2 separate regions of the Homo sapiens genome follow, and region 2 is linked to region 1. A link is an interaction called in ENCODE POLR2A ChIA-PET data of the cell type or tissue named here. Cell type or tissue: OCI-LY7. All regions are shown on one strand. Links, peaks and the distances in the headings refer to the core of each region. The heading gives the core; the rest is flanking DNA. Region 1 overlaps FBP1 (fructose-bisphosphatase 1). Region 2 overlaps LOC107987100 (a long non-coding RNA gene).

The links. ChIA-PET counts read pairs that join two places held together with the same protein. Peaks named below come from ENCODE experiments on the same cell type or tissue, not always from the same donor. Only the 100,000 strongest peaks of a DNase experiment are listed, where the experiment ranks them.
Region 2: POLR2A ChIA-PET joins it to region 1 with 8 read pairs; 4 of 35 experiments call an interaction of 5 or more read pairs at or near these places.

Annotation. Positions count from the first base shown.
Region 1 is chr9:94,607,150-94,615,502 of GRCh38, reverse strand. FBP1 (fructose-bisphosphatase 1) reads left to right here. Exons shown (of 7, transcript NM_000507.4): 4 at 5,442-5,582. Among named protein-coding and RNA genes, the nearest start is that of FBP2, 18 kb to the right of the region's middle. RefSeq lists enhancers at 5,029-5,528, 6,957-7,458. In OCI-LY7, for the core only: no CTCF peak of the experiment used is centred there; a DNase peak (open chromatin) is centred at 3,642.
Region 2 is chr9:94,491,517-94,499,869 of GRCh38, reverse strand. The region is part of intron 1 of LOC107987100 (a long non-coding RNA gene); the gene reads left to right. It also overlaps the pseudogene LOC100421692. Among named protein-coding and RNA genes, the nearest start is that of PCAT7, 59 kb to the left of the region's middle. In OCI-LY7, for the core only: no CTCF peak of the experiment used is centred there; a DNase peak (open chromatin) is centred at 3,279; H3K27ac peaks cover 2,859 bases.

The DNA of each region.
Region 1 (8,353 bases), core at 1,739-5,738:
GAGAGGTTTGTAGCAAAATTCTTCCTTGCAGAGGAAGACATCTGGCTAATGTGTTAACCACAACTAAAGCAGTGTTGATGTTTACTAAGCCCATTCTCCATCTCAGTCCCCCCAAATAATACTTTTTAAGGAAAAAAAACCTGGGAAATTGAGAGACATTGGCTATCAACTAAAAAAAAAAAATCAAGCCAGCTTGCAACAGCAGCTTGAATTATGAATGACAGAATTCTCAACAATAAGGCTCGGCTGTCTTCTCAATGAACCAGAAGTGACTTTTTTAAAAGACAGAAAGTGGGGCCTGGTGCGGTGGCTCACCCCGGTAATCCCAGCACTTTGGGAGGCCCAGGCGGGCGGATCACGAGGTCAGGAGATTGCGACCATCCTGGCTAACACGGTGAAACCCCATCTCCACCAAAAATACAAAAAATCAGCCGGGTGTGGTGGCAGGCCCCTGTAGTCCCAGCTACCTGGGAGGCTGAGGCAGGAGAATGGTGTGAACCTGGGAGGCGGAGCTTGCAGTGAGCCGAGATCGCACCACTGCACTCCAGCCTGGGTGACAGAGCAAGACTCTGTCTCAAAAAATAAATAAATAAATTAATTAATTAATAAAAAGAAAGTGATGATGAGTATGACACAGACCTCTAAGTCATTTCAGTTTTTTGAAGCCTTATTGATTGCTTGAAACAGCTGAAACCAGTTGAGGGCTCATGAGGCATAAACATAGACATCTATAATGCTTCCAAGGGGATTTTTCCTGCTTTCTGCAGAGATGATTGTTGGCTAGAATCGCACCATGGTGCCCACGCCCAGTGGGGCAGCATCAGTAACTGTGACCCTGCCATGGTGACCAGGCCTTGCTACACGATTCCTGGAAAGGCACGTGGAAGGATGTGTGGTCATGTTGCATGCAGCTCCTGCCACAGCATCTTTCCAGGGCCTACCGACTACTACTATTTCTTTTTTGAGACAGAGTCTCTCTCTGTCGCCCAGGCTGGAGTGCAGTGGCGCCATCTCAGCTCCCTGCGACCTCTGCCTCCCTGGTTCAAGCGATTTTCCTGCCTCAGCCTCCTGAGTAGCTGGGACTACAGGCGCCCACCACCACGCTTGGCTAATTTTTTGTATTTTTAGTAGAGACGGGGTTTCATTGTTTTAGCCAGGATGGTCTCGATCTCCTGACCTCGTGATCCGCCCACCTCGGCCTCCCAAAGTGCTGGAATTACAGGCGTGAGCCACCGCGCCCGGCCACGACTACTACTATTCTTTCTCTTTCTTCTCCCTGTCCCTCCCCCTTCTCCCTCCCTCCTCCTCCCCCTGCTCCTCCTCGTCCCCCCCTTCCTCCTCTGCCTTCTTCCCCTCCTCCTTCTCCCTCCTCTTCTTCTTCCTTTTCTTCCTTCTTCCTTTTTCTTTCTTTTTTTCTTTTTTTGAGATGGAGTCTCCTGTGTCGCCCAGGCTGGAGTGCAGTAGCACGATCTCGGCTCACTGCAAGCCCTGCCTCCCGGGTTCACGCCATTCTCCTGCCTCAGCCTCCCGAGTAGCTGGGACTACAGGCGCCCGCCACCACGCTTGGCTAATTTTTTTTGTATTTTTAGTAGAGACGGGGTTTCACCGTGTGTTAGCCAGGATGGTGGCAATCTCCTGACCTCGTGATCCGCCCGCCTCGGCCTCCCAAAGTGCTAGGATTACAGGCGTGAGCCACTGCGTCCGGCCTTTTTTTTTTCTTCTTTTTTTTCTTTTTTTTGAGACAAGGTCTCACTCTGTCGCCCAGGCTGAGAGCAGTGGCGCCATCATGGCTCACTGCAGCCTCACCCTCCCGGGTTTAAGCCATCCTCCTACCTCAGCCTCCTGAGTGGCTGGGACTACAGGTGCACCACCACACCTGGCTAATTTTTGTATTGTCTGTAGAGACAAGGGGGTCTCGCTATGTTTCCCAGGCTGGTGTTGAACTCCTGGGCTGAGGCGATCCTCCCGCCTCGACCTCCCAAAGTGTTGGGATTACGGGCATGAGCCACGGTGCCTGGCCCCACCAGTGTCTGGCTGGAGACATCCTGACAGGGCGAATTCTCCTGCAATGCTGGGTAACCATCATGGTTTGTCCAAATATTGAGTTGAAATCTGTTTCATTTTGCTCACTTGGCTGTTTAGAGCATAAGAAAATAAGATTCTTTGACATGTTTGGAAACAGTGTTTCTGCCCTCCCAATAATGCCCACCACACCCACTTTTTTTCCCTTTAAGCTGAACATCTTTCACAGGAGAGGGATCTGAGACTTCTCTCTAGCCTGATCACCCTCTACTGGACATACTCTAACTTGCAATGTCCTTTACAGCTCCCACCACAAAAGCAGAGATTCAGAAAAGTAGGGTTTGGTTTCTGCTCCGAGGAAAGACCACTGTGGACGTGACAGTCTCTCCTCCCCCAGGCCCTCCGTTTCTGTGCCTACTTCTCCTTATGTGATGACATGGAATAATATGTGATGACATGGAGCCAGTGCCTACAGCAGGTGGTGGCCTCAGATAGGCAGAGAAAGGAAGGGTCCAGAGGTTTCTGATTTTGCCAAGTGCTCCGTGCTCATTGGTCCCTGGGCATCTGCAGGAGAATGGAATATGTTTCCCTTGGAGGAAAGGCATGCATTGCTGAGCATTTGGAGGAAGGAATTAGAAAGGGGGCTGATCCCAGCTCTTTGGGAGGCTGAGGCAGGCGGATCACCTGAGGTCCAGAGTTCGAGACCATCTTGGCCAACATGGTGAAACCCCATCTCTACTAAAAATAAAAAAAAAAATTAGCCAGGCGTGGTGGTGGGCGCCTGTAATCCCAGCTACTTGGGAGGCTGAGGCAGGAGAATCACTTGAACCCAAGAGGTGGAGGTTGTAGTGAGCCAAGATTGTGCCACTGCACTCCAGCCTGGCGATAGAGCAAGACTCTGTCTCCAAAAAAAAAAAAAAAAAAAAAAAAATTGGGGGCTGGGCTAGAAAAGAATTCCTCCAAATCCATGGCTCAGTGGGATAATTTTCTCTTCGTTTTGAGTATGTGGGTCATAGACAAGTATTACTATTATTTTTTATTCCGTGCGAGGAAGTGTATAAATGTAGAGCATTTGGTGACCGTATGTCAGGGAAGGGCTGTTTACTTTTGCACCTTTGCCACAGGCCGGCACGGATGGTTCTGGGCGAGGTGAATCTCTGGGAAAAGGGGCCTTTATTGGCAGAGAACTGGTTACTTGAAGCCTGCAGTGGGAGGAGAGGAGAGTTAGAGTCCTGAGTCCACCCACTGTGTACCTGGCTTCAAGGGAAGCTGGTGATTGTTAAAATGAGCCTCTGACAGGCAGCGCATGTTGACAAAGGCCATTAATTTCATTTTTCAAGGTTGTGCATTGGCAAAACTTGGAATTATTCCCTCAAAGTTTTGATCCTGTAAGTTTAGTCTGTGTTTAGCTCCACTGTACTGTCTGGTGAATACAAACCAAACTGAATCAAATAACCCAGTGCAACCAGCTAACTAACCACCTCCCCAGGTGAAAACTAGGAGGGGCAGGGAAGCGGTGGAAAGAAATGGGTTTGTGGTTTTCTGGTTTGTGGTTTTCTCATTTATATGAGTAGTTGTTATGCTTGAATGTGAAGTTCTTACACTTGAGTGTGAAGGTCACCCCTTCACATTGCATAGTGCAATGCAGATTCTCAGGCCCCGCCATGGAAAGTCTGACAGTGTGTCTAGGCTGTAGCCCCAGAATATGCATTTCTTTTCTTTTTCTTAAAGAGGCAGGTTCTCATTCTGTCACCCAGGCATGTGCAGTGGAATGATAATGGCTCACTGCAGCCTCGACCTCCCAGGTTCAAGTGATCCTCCAGCCTCAGCCTCCTTAGTAGCCACAGGCACATGCCACCATGCCTGGCTAATTAAAAAAAAATTTTTTTTCGTAGAGATGGGGTCTCCCAGTGTTGCACAAACTGGTCTCAAACTCCTTGCCTCAAATGATCCTCCTACCTTAGCCTCCCAAAGTGCTGGGATTATAGGGATGAGTCATGACCCCGGCTGTGAATGTGCATTTTTAATAAATATCCCAGGTGATTCTAATGCAGGTGCTCTGTGGGCCACCCTTTTGAAAGTTATGGGAAGAAATTACCTGGAATGTTTTGCTGGGATGACTTCCTTCTCCAGCTGCGTGATACAGATGCCCCTGCTTACGCTCAGCTGCAGGAATCTAGGAAAAGAATAAGTGAAGTTCGAGAAATTGCATATTTTTATTTCTGCTTAATTCAAGCAGAGAGTAGTTAAGCTGAAAGATTTGTTTGGGGCTGTCTTGATGACCAAAGAGGTCAATCCAGTGTTAATAAAGAAGATCAGGCTGGGCGCAGTGGCTCACGCCTGTAATCCCAGCACTTTGGGAGGCCGAGGCAGGTGGATCACGAGGTCAGGAAATAGAGACCATCCTGGCTAACACGGTGAAACCCCCTCTCTACTAAAAATACAAAAAATTAACTGGGTGTGGTGGCAGGCGCCTGTACTCCCAGCTACTTGGGAGGCTGAGGCAGGAGAATGGTGTGAACCCGCGAGGCGGAGCTTGCAGTGAGCCGAGATAGCACCACTGCACTCCAGCCTGGGCGACAGAGCGAGACTCCGTGTCAAAAAAAAAAAAAAAGAAGAAAATCATTAATAGTAAGAAATCAGTGGTTAGGAGCTGTCTCCTTAAGGGGCTCCCTTCCCTAGTGTTAGAAAAACTCTGGACCACATGACCCAGTGGGCTGTGTTTTTAATGAAAAAATGGATTACGGCACATGCCACGTTCTAAGTGTAGGTATTATTTTGGTAACTTTTTGGTGTGTGTGTGGGGGCACTGGTTTGTGATGTAAAATGTGCTTCTTCCCATGCATCACGGTTAAAACACTGGACAGCATCTGCTCTACCCCATAATGACTCTGGGGAGATATTCTGAGTTCCTACGTTTCTGAGAATTTCCCTGACGTGTGAGTGATATAGACCACATGCTCAGCAGAGTATGGGCTGCAGCGGCAAGAGCTCACAAAACTGATTTCCTCCGCAGACTGGCTGCCCTGCAGCCCAGTGTTAATTTATTTAAATAAAGATGGAGTAGGCAGGTGACAGAGATGGATGCCCGTAATAAGATTAAATTAGTGGGAACTGGCAAGAAGGCATGCTCTTTTTTGGAACTGATAGTGGAGAGATGAGGGAATATCACATTAGAAAAATTGGAGGAGGGCCCTAATTGGAAAGAGGAATCCAGATGCAGGAAATCTGGGTTCTGGTGGGAAGGCTGCCGTGATAATCTAATCAGGATATTGCTGATGTGTAGGGGAAGGCCCCTCTGGGAAGATGCCCTATTTCATTAGAAGAGCACCTTGAGAATGCCTCCTGTTAATGGTTGAACTGTAAAAAAGAATCACAAAACAAAACAAAAACATTCTTTGATTTCTTTCTTGCTCTAGAAATCAACTGATGAGCCTTCTGAGAAGGATGCTCTGCAACCAGGCCGGAACCTGGTGGCAGCCGGCTACGCACTGTATGGCAGTGCCACCATGCTGGTCCTTGCCATGGACTGTGGGGTCAACTGCTTCATGCTGGACCCGGTGAGAGACCTCACAGGAGGCTGGGGGCTTGGCTGGTGTCTGTGAGCAAATGAATGATATGTGTGGGGGATTGGCAGGGGTATGTGGAGGTGGGAGGTGATGCCCATGGAGGGACAGAGATGATGATGTGTGGTGGAAAGGGGGCAGGAGACCAAGAGAGAGTGTATGCCTCCCGAGCAGACTATGGAGGTGAGAAATGCCATCTCAGACTGGCACAAGAGGGGGTCTTTGTTCCAATGTGAATTCCTCAGAGCAGCTGTTACTCAAATGACCCAAATGCCAGGTCCAGGCAGGCCATAGGGATGATGAAGTGTGCTGGGGAAGGAAGGCCGGGGGGCAAGGGTGGAACTGGGGTGAACTGAAGAGTTCCAGCAATTACAATTGGGAGGAGGGGGCCCGCCTTGCCAAGGCTTCTATTAATGGTTCAAGAAACACTGGATTGTAAAAAACATAATGTTTCTGCATGTGTGCAACACTATGTTGGCCAACTAAAATGCATTTATGGACCTGATGGGGCTGTAGATATTCTGTTTGCCATAAACTGTATCCATCCATTTCTAGCTTTTCTACTTTAGTCACCAAAAGGCTGTTTTCCTGAGACGAATGGGTGTGCCAACTGAAGCAGTGGACGACATTGCTTCTTCAAAAATAGCTCCCACATTTATTCGTGTACATTTACACAAACCTTCAGTTAACTGGTGCAGTCTTTCTTTCTTTTTTTTTTTTTTTTCTGAGATGTAGTCTTGCCCTGTCTCCCAGGCTGGAGTGCAGTGGCGTGATCTCGGCTCACTGCAAGTTCTGCCTCCTGGGTTCGAGCGATTCTCCTGCCTCAGCTCCTGAGTAGCTGGGACTACAGGCGCCTGCCACCACACTTGTATTTTTAGTAGAGACGGGGTTTCGCCATGTTGGTCAGGCTGGTCGCGAACTCCTAACCTCAGGTGATCTGCCCGCCTCAGCCTCCCAAAGTGCTGGGATTACAGGCATGAGCCACCATGCCTGGCCAACTTTTTTAACTTTTAGAGATGTCCTCCTATGACATTAGTGAACTATGTGTAAAGTGCTTTTTGCTGGCAAACTGAACCCCAGGAACAGACAAGGAACAGGAACCTTCTGTGCGAGATAGGCTGCTGGAGGTGAGGCCGGGTCTGTGTGTGGCAGGAAGGCTAACTCAACACAGGCTGCCTTTGTCCCAGGCTGTCAGGGAAGTGGACTTTCACCTCCTTGGAAGCATGGGCACTTAACAAATAAACAAGGGTAGGGTAATAGCACTAGTTAAAGTCGCCAAATGTGGTGACCTGGGTAGGGGTGGGGTGGGGGAGTTAGTGGCAGAACCAGAGCAAAGTTCCACCTGAGCCCAGGATGGAATTTCGGGCACCACTGATGTTTGCTGACTGTGATTTGCCGGGCCCTGACTGCTTCCCATTCTTCTGGTGCCTTCTCTTGTTACCTTTGAGTTGGTGGAAGCAGAGAAAACATTCAATCCCTTCTTGTTTCCAGATTGCAGGGGAGCATCCCTGTAGGGAAGCTTCTGTGTGTTTGATAGTCTTTTGCCCTCCTCAGTCCTGAATGTTTGGAAGCGCAATGCAGGGCTGCTGGGATTTGATTCCAGCCCTTCTGTCTGCGGTGCCTGACGGGGCTGAGCCTCCCGCCAGGGAGGTGCTAAGTGCTTCCTCTTTGTTTGCGCTTGCTGCAAAGCCAGGCTGACGGTTTCTGCTGAAAACACTGCTACAGCTGTACTCGGGTTTCCAGCGGCTTCAACTTTCTGGGAGCTTTTATGTTTTGTCTCTGTACACAGACTTTCCTCCTTTGCACCATGGACAGTCTGGCTGGGCCCTGCGCTCTGCACCCAGCAACTGTTGTGAGATGGCTTTCTTTTCTATATAGTTTTTTGAAAGACATTTATTTATTTATTTTTCTACCAACGATAAAAGAATATTCCGGTATACTTGTGGTCAAAAATTTTGAAAATATTAAAAAAGGCATAAAAGTAAGAAAGAAGAATCACTTCCAGTGACACCTTTCAATGGCCACTGTGAATTCTCCCCTCCCTTTCTCCCTGTCTGTCTGGTTTCAACGTATTCCATATGGGTAGGAACCAATTTCTGCTGTGGAATAAATGGCTAGGTAGAGAGGTGTCGGTGGGCCTTTTTTCTTTTCAACTCTTGTGTCAACGTCAAGCCCCTCCTAAATGGGCAGAGCCTCGATCACCCTCTTGCCAAAAACACACAGGAACCCATAACAATCCTCAATCCGGAGCAATAGGACTTCTGCAACACTTTTCCCCCAAATTCAAATCTCCTTTGAAGAGCCTAAAGCTTAAAGGCATAAGCTTAACCCTGGGCTATGTGGGAAGAGGCAGTCTGAGAAAAACTTCACACGCCAGCGAGCAAAGGCCATCGGAAGTTACGTACGCCAGACTCAAAACTCAGGGTTCTACTTTGTTCTATAAGAACGCCCAGAAAGGAGAACTCCCATCAAGGTAGAAATGTAAAGCCGAGAACAGCGCTGAGCACTTGGGTGTAACTCAGGGACTGATCCTGCGGTGGCCCGTCTCTCCTGAGAGCCCACCTCCCGCCTGAACCAACCCTTTTTTCTGTTTGGTAAAGGCATACACATCTTATATTGCTTTGGACACACGGTTCTTACTCTCTTGCAGGCTTAGCAGTTGTTTCACAAGTCTGCTCTCCCTATTTTTGTGTGGTTTCTTTCTTGTTTGACTGAAATCATATGCAAACAAAGTCGAAAGTGTCTGTTATCACCCTGATGGCTTC
Region 2 (8,353 bases), core at 1,467-5,466, 120 kb after region 1:
ATCTTTCATCCATCAAATTGGGCTTAAAAAATAAAAAAGATCTATAATATCCAATACTGATAAACTGGTAACGAGCATTCATACACGCCTGGTAGGAATCTGCTTTGCTATACCTTTTTTTAAAAAAAATGTAGTATGGCAGTTTCTATTAAAATTTATAGTGTAAACAGATTTTAAATCAGCAATCCCAGTTTGGGAAATCTATCCTGCATAAATAAAAGCACTACTACAAAAGTAACATATTTATCTATTACAGAAAATTATGATGGATATCAATTTTTATTTTTCCCTGTAACCTAAATCATTTTTTTCTGGCTTATTCCCTAGACTGCTTCTGCCATTTTCCCTATAAATCTCTCATTCTCAGCAAAAGAACAGAAAACATAAAGAGAGTTTTCTTCTCCAATATTGTTTTATAAAAATCTCAAACATACAAAACATTAAAAGAATTGTTTAATAAACACTCTTACAATCAGTAACCAGCTCACCTAGATTCTGTAATTAACATTTTGTTATATTTGTTATCACGTATCTGTTCATCTACCCATGCCTTAAAGAGGTTGTTTTTAATTCCTTTATCTGTTTCCATGGCAAGGCAATGTTTAAACATAAATAGTGAACAAAGCCAGCCGGAAAATAAAGTTTTTACCTTATTAATCACTCCAGTCTCTCTTTACCATTCATACTTCAGATTGTTTCCCCAAATACACAGCTTAAAGCCAAATCCAATTCTTTTATCTGTAACAACTGAATTTATTACTCTATTTAATCTTCACTTTTACTGAAAGGTTTCTCTTTTTTTTCTCTTGAGACAGTCTTGCTCTGTCACCCAGGCTAAACTGCAGGTGCGTGATCACAGCTCACTGCATTCTCAACCTCCTGAGCTCAACTGATCCTTTGACCTCAGCACCCTGAATAGCTGGGACTACAGGCACATGCAACCATGCTCGGCTAATTTTTCTATTTTTTTTTTTTTGTAGAAATAGGGTTTTGCCACATTGCTGGGCTGGTCTTGAACTCACGGGCTCAAGCCATCAGCCCACCTCAGCCTCTCAAAGTGCTAGGATTACAGGCACGAGCCATTGTGCCTGGCCAGAAGGTTTGATGCTTTTGAGGAATATGCTCAATGCAAGAAAGCACTGCAAATTATCAGCTTAAGAATGGTTCTTGTGTATGGGTATCTCTCTCCTCCTTACTTACATCGTTATGTAAATATTGCCTATCTCACAAGTTATGTTTTCATAAAATGGCCTCTTATACCCTATTTTGTTTTATTATCTACAATTTCGATGGGTTTGCCATAAAGACGTTATTATTTATGGCATCTAATATGCTATGATTCTCAGATTCTAGTCTTGGCACCCTTCTAATAGAGGAGAACAAGAACAGAAATGAAAAATACCTATAATTGGCCAGGCGCGGTGGCTCATGCCTGTAATCCCAGCACTTTGGGAGGCCGAGGCGGGCGGATCACGAGGTCAGAAGATCGAGACCATCCTGGCTAACACGGTGAAACCCTGTCTACTAAAAATACAAAAAATAAGCCAGGCATGGTGGTGGGCACCTGTGGTCCCAGCTACTCGGGAGGCTGAGGCAGGGGAATGGCGTGAACTTGGGAGGCGGAGCTTGCAGTGAGCCAAGATCACGCCACTGCACTCCATCCAGCCTGGGCAACAGAGCGAGACTCCGTCTCAAAAAAAAAAAAAAAAAAAAAAAAACCTAAAATTAAAAAGTGGGAGGCCATCTGCAAATCTTGAAGTGAGAGGATTTCCATCTTCATCATGGCAAAATGCAAACAGCCCAGCAGAGAAACCCTGTAAGAAAAAGTTCAAAATGTCTTAATGTGAAAAATATCAACGCTGATTACAGGCCTGTGATCAAAAGAGAGCACTGATACCAACTGGGACATAAAAGCACCACGCCAATGCTTCTATAGGAACTTCTCACACATTGGAATCGAACAATTAAGTGTTCCATATTTATAAATTTTAAATTCTAATTACTTGAGGTAAATATTTCTAATGAGAAATTTTCTAAAATACAGTATTTTCAATTTATATACAGTATAAATACTATAAACATCTATTACTGTGCTATAATTATATTTCCAGGCACCATTAAGAGTTTTAAAACCATGAAGCGCACCAGCTGTTGTGTTTTTAATTCCTGTCTTCTGTGTGTGTGTGTGTGTGTGTGTGTGTGTGTGTTTGTGTACTTTATGAAATGGTTCTGAAAGTCTGTCTGCGTTTTAAAGTTATTTTGGCCTTCTTATATATATAGCAGAATCCTCCCAAAGTGCTGGGATTACAGGGGAGAGCCACCACTCCCGGCCTTTCTTCCTTTTTTGAGAATGTTTCAGGTATCACTTCTGAACAAGAGCTGTAAAGATAAAAGCAGCACACTGAGATGCATGGCCAAGACTGACATTTGCTTACAATAGATAAACTTAATTCAAAATGTCTGTGAAGACAAGCATTTGTATGTGCTCAAATATACATGTAAAAAATTATTTAGCTGATCATTTCCTTTCCTTTAATTTGAGAAAGTGGTAAGTCATCACTACTTTCTCCCTATAAGGATTTTCACATGGTTATCAGAAGCGGCAACAGAAGGGCCGGGCACAGTGGCTCATGCCTGTAATCCTAGCACTTCGGGAGGCTGAGGTGGAGGATCACTTGAGCCCAGGAGTTCAAGAACAGTCTGGGCAACATGGCAAGACCCCATCTGTACTAAAAATACAAAAATTAGTGGGGTGTGGTGGTGCGTGCCTGTGGTCCCAGCTACTCTGGAGGCTGAGGTGGGAGGATTGCTTGAGCCCAAAAGGTTGCAGCAGCAGGGAGCTGGACTCAGTGGCTCACCCCTCTAATCTCAACACTTTGGGAGGATCACTTGAGTCCAGGAGTTTGAGACCAGCCTGGGCAACACAGCGAGACCATGTCTCTACCACACACACAAAAAAAAAAAAAAAAAAAAAAAAAAAAAAATTAGCCGAGTGTAGTGGCACATGTCTGCAGTCCCGGCTACTTGGGAGGCTCAGGTGGGATCACTGGAGCCCAGGAGGTTGAGGCTGCAGTAAGCCATGGTAATGCCTTAAAAAACAAACAAACAGCAGCAGCAGCGCAGGCTCTGCCATATCTACATACTTTCATAGGCCTTTCAGTATCATTAATTCTTAAATCTTAGAATTTTAAGGGAGGAAAAAGCTTTATAAATCTTCTTGTTTGATACAAGGTCTGCCTTTATCACCAGGCTGGAGTGCAGCAGCACAATCTTAGCTCATTGCAGCCTTGACTCAAGCCATGCTCCCACCTCAGCCTCCCAGCAGCTGGGACCACAGGTGCACACCACCATGCGCCACTAATTTGTGTATTTTTATTGAACATGAATCTAGGAATCCATATCATCTTAAAATGGAATATATGTATAAAAACGAGAACCTAATAAGCAGAAAATCAAGGCATGAAGGAAAGAAAGTAATGGTAGAATTTATCAGGGCATGAATAATCTGTTTCACTGTGGACAGCATCCCAGTAAACTCCTGAGGCTGGGTAGAGATCATATTTGGACACAGGTTAGCATATCCTGCTACTGGCCTGTCAAAATAGACATTGAATTTTTAAATTATATTCCAGAACAATATTTATTACAATATTTATTAACATATACTTCTCCATCAAACATTGCTCAAGGACAGAAAAATCTTTGCAAAATGTCAAATGTAATTTTGTATCATCACTATCTTTTACTTTCAGACATGTATCCTCTGCTTTCCTATGGCATGGCAAATCAACACGTTTCCACAAAAGGACACAGTTGATTATACTTTAATGTGAATTTTTGAAATATATCAATATAATACCCAAAAAAGAATGAACTGAAAGGCTCAAATTCTAACAGTATTTTACTTGCAAAATCCGTATTTGACTTCAGCATTTTAGTATATCTACGGTCACAGAGACAAGCAGGTGAGCCCCCATGTCCAGCCCTCTGCTGCTGCAACCTCCTGGGCTCAAGCGATCCTCCCACCTCAGCCTCCAGAGTAGTTATAAAATGGGGCAAAAAGTGAATGGTTCAGGTTACTGAAAGTTGCTGACCCTTCTTATCTCTGTTTGCTATTCCCTTTCTCCTGCTCCAACACTGCCTACATTCACATAAATATTTCTACCTTCCCATCATCTTCTTCCAAATTCTACACCCTTTAGAATCTACACACTTCTGCATCTCACTTCTACATCTCTCTCTCTGCCTAGAACCTGAGAGTCCAAGGGCAGACTAGGACTCAAGAGTCTAAAGTAATTAAGTTCCACCATGTGCCTACCTGTCTTTCAAAAGCTGTGGCAAATGAACAACGCTGAGGAACCCCAAGCTTGGTTTTCCTACCACTATCTTAACATTTCACATAGCAACACCACAAAGCTCATCGAAGTATAATTGCCTATTTACAAAGTACATTTATCTTATTTAAATTTTTTAAATACTGTATATTTTCTTCATAGGTAACACCAACAGACTTAGAAAATGTATGAGTACAATTCATTTATTTAAAAATTGCCACAGTGACCTCTAAAATATAAAATGGATTTCACATCCAGGCTTAAGACCTTTCATGGGGTTCCTACAGCACTTAGAATAAAACAATCCTATCTGCCTCTCCAAGCCCTTTCCTCCAACACAGTGTCCACTGAAGTGGCTCCTGACATTAACAGGTACACATGGCTTTTGCCTTGCATAAGCTCTTCCCACATCTCTTTATTTGGCTAAAACCTATCAATGACCAGCTTGCAGCTAAAATTCTACTGTTTCAAAGAGGTCTTCCTTGCTCAATTGATCTACAAGACGTTTCCTCCTTTATTCTCCTCTATGTTACAGCATTCTATTTATTTTCTACAAAGTATTTATCACACTTTGAAATCACATATTTATTTGCAGGAATATTTAGTACCTGTCTCCCTCTGTAATCCGTAAGTTCCATGAGGCAGTTACACATGTATGTTTTGTTTGCCTAGTCTGTTGGCCACTCAGATATTCATGAAATTAAGGCAATATAGCAATTCTGAAGGAAGGTTTCATTTCCTTGAAAAAGAATAACGTAAGGCCAGGCACAGTGGCTCATGCCTGTCATCCCAGCACTTTGGGAGGCCAACACAGGCAGATCAGCAGAGGTCAGGAGTTTGAGCCCAACATGGTGAAATCTTGTATATACTAAAAATACAAAAATTAGCCAGGTGTGGTAGTGCACACCTGTAATCCCAGCTATTGGGGAGGCTGAGGCAGGAGAACTGCTTGAACCTGGGTGGTCAAGGCTGCAGTGAACCAAGGTTGCGCCATTGCACTCCAGCCTGGGCGACAGAGTGAGACATCATCTCAAAAACAAACAAACAAACTGAAGATAACTCCTTTTTCTTCTAACAAATCTAGGAGAAGTTAGTGTAACTAATTCATGTGCATGAAAGGAACTTTGCTGAGATGTTAAACATCCATCAGTCAAAAGACTAGCTGAGACTGGGCATGGTGGCTCACGCCTGTAATGCTAGTATTCTGGGAGGCCGATGCAGGCAGATCACCTGAGGTCAGGAGTTTGAGACCAGCCTGGCCAATATAGTGAAACCCCTGTCTCTATCAAAAATACAAAACTTAGCTGGGTGTGGTGGCGCACGCCATTGTCCCAGCTACTTGGGAAGCTGAGGCAGAAGAATCACTTGAACCCGGGAGGCAGAGGTTGCAGTGAGCTGAGATCACACCACTGTACTCCAGCCTAGGCAACAGAGCAAGAGTCTGTCTCAAAAAAAAAAAAAAAAAAGACTAACTCTCTTCAAAGTCAGCTAATCTCAAATCTAATCTCACCTAGATTTGAGAATGTTACATACAATCTATTCTGAGACATATGACAATTTCTACTTCCTTTAATTGGTTTGTCCGGTGTGTGACAGGCAATCTTATGCATATATAACTTTTCATTTCAAGACTGGGCTGTTTCATGGGAAAATTTTTTGAAATCTTTGGTAAACAGAACTCTGAATTTCTAAGTGATATTTAGCTAAGTGAATCACATGTAACAAATGATATGACAATTAAGATGAATAGTCATTAACATCTTTCTTAAGTTTTAGCACAGAAGTGCTAAAACTAAAGTTCAAATGGTTTCCTTAGAGCAGTAGTCACCTGGAAAGAAAATTCTCTTGACAGTAGACTTATTTAATTTTTTTTGGACACAGGGTCTGACTGGTGTAACCACTTTGAAAAACAACGTGGCAGTTTCTCAAAGGCTAAATGTATAGTTATCACATAATGTAACAATTTCACTCCTGGGTGTAAATCCAAGAGAAATAAAAATATATGTTCACACTAAAACTTGCATGTGAGTGGTTATAGCAGCGTGACTTGTGACAGCCAATATGCAAGAAACAACACAAGTGTCCATTGACTGATGAATGGATAAACATAAACTATTGCTCAGCTATAAAAGGAAAGAAATCCTGATACAAACTATAACGTGAAAGAAATTTGAAAACACTGTGCTAAGAGAAAAAAAAGCAAACTACAAAAGATCATATATTGTACAATTTCTATTTCTATAAAAAATCCAGATTAGGCAAAACTACAATGACAGAAAATCAGTGGCTGCCTATAAAGACACAGGAACATGGGGGAAGTAGAAGGTAGTGACTAAGAGGTGAGGGTTTCTCACTCATAAGTGGGTACCTCATAAGTGGGTAATCACTTCTAAAAGTGACTGTGGTGATGGATGCACAGCTCTGTGAATATTCTAAAAACCACTGAATTGCATACTTTCTTTCTTTTCGTTATTTATTTAGAGACAGGGTCACCTTATGTCACCCATGCTGTGGTGCAGTGGTACCATCTGGTCTCACTGCAACCTATCTAGGCCTTCTGGGCTCAAGAGATCTTCCAGCCTCATGTCCCCACGTAGCTGGGACTACAGGCATAAGCCACCACACCCAGCTAATTTTTGTATTTTATCTAGACATGCTGTTTTGCCATGTTGCCCAGGCTGGTCTCAAACTTGTGAACTCAAGCGATCCACTTGCCTCAGCTTCCCAAAGTCTTAGAATTATAGGAATTAGCCACTGCGCCCGGCCTGAATCGCATAATTTGATAAATGAATTGTATGATATGTTAATCATATTTCAATAAAATTGTTATTAAAAAAAGAAAATAGGGAGTTGAACACAGGTGGCTCACGCCTGCATATATATAATCCCAGCACTTTGGGAAGCTGAGGCAGAAAGATCACTTGAGGCAGGGAGTTTGACACCATCCTGGGCAACATAGCAAGATCCCGTCTCTACAGTAAAACATAAAGAAGTTAGCTGGGTGTACTGGCAAACGTCTGTAGTCCCAGCTACTTGGGAGGTTGAGGTGGGAGGATTGTTTGAGCCCAGGGGTTTCAGGCTGCAGTGAGCCATGATCACGCCACCGCACTGCAGCCTGGGTGACAGAGCAAGACCCTGTCTCTAGGAAGAAAAAAAAAAAAAAGAAATGCAAGTATTTATCACCTTCTGAGAGTAACTGAGTTTCAGGAGGAACAGAGAAGAACAAAAGACCATCAAGTGGTTGAGGGTGGGTTGCTGGTTAGGTTCAGTCGCTAGCTGAGTAGTATCTGAAAAATTCATTAGTAAAATTATGGCTCTAGGGGTGAGTCATGCAGTCGAATGATGAATACTAAATCCAGTACAAACGCCCATGGTCTTTCTTTACATGAATTCCAGTGAAAAATTCCTAAGTGCCTAAATAGCAAGTGGTCTGAAATGATACCAGCAGTTTATTAAAGACAAAAAAAAAAAAAAGTCATCTTCAAGAACCACGAGAGAGTTCTATGCTGAAGAAGCTCTAATTTTGCACTTGCTCAACTATTGACGTGATCTGGCCAATACGACACTAATCTTAAAGTGTGCAAACAACTCAATTTCATCTCCTCATTAATAAAAACTGATTAGTCTAATATCAATTCTGGTTTTTAAAAAGCTAATTAGAAAAAGAATTAATTAATTATGGAACCAATAAGATGTTCAAATAGTTACAAGCTATTCAAAGGAGAATTCAAAAAATCACACATATGAGCTCATCAAGTGTGATGAAATAAATTTTGTTAATATATTTAAAAATAAACTGATTGGACAAGCAACAACACCTGGGCACGGGTCTCCTCATCTCCAGCAACACAAACCCAATCGCACAGCTATGGGGTTGCAAAGGCTGCATAGTCAAAAAGGGACTGGTATGACTTGAGATTTCTTTACTTGTATTTGTATTTTGAGATAGGGACTCACTCTGTCACTCTGGCTGGAATGCGGTGGTGCTCTCATAGCTAACTGCTGCCTTGACCTCCTAG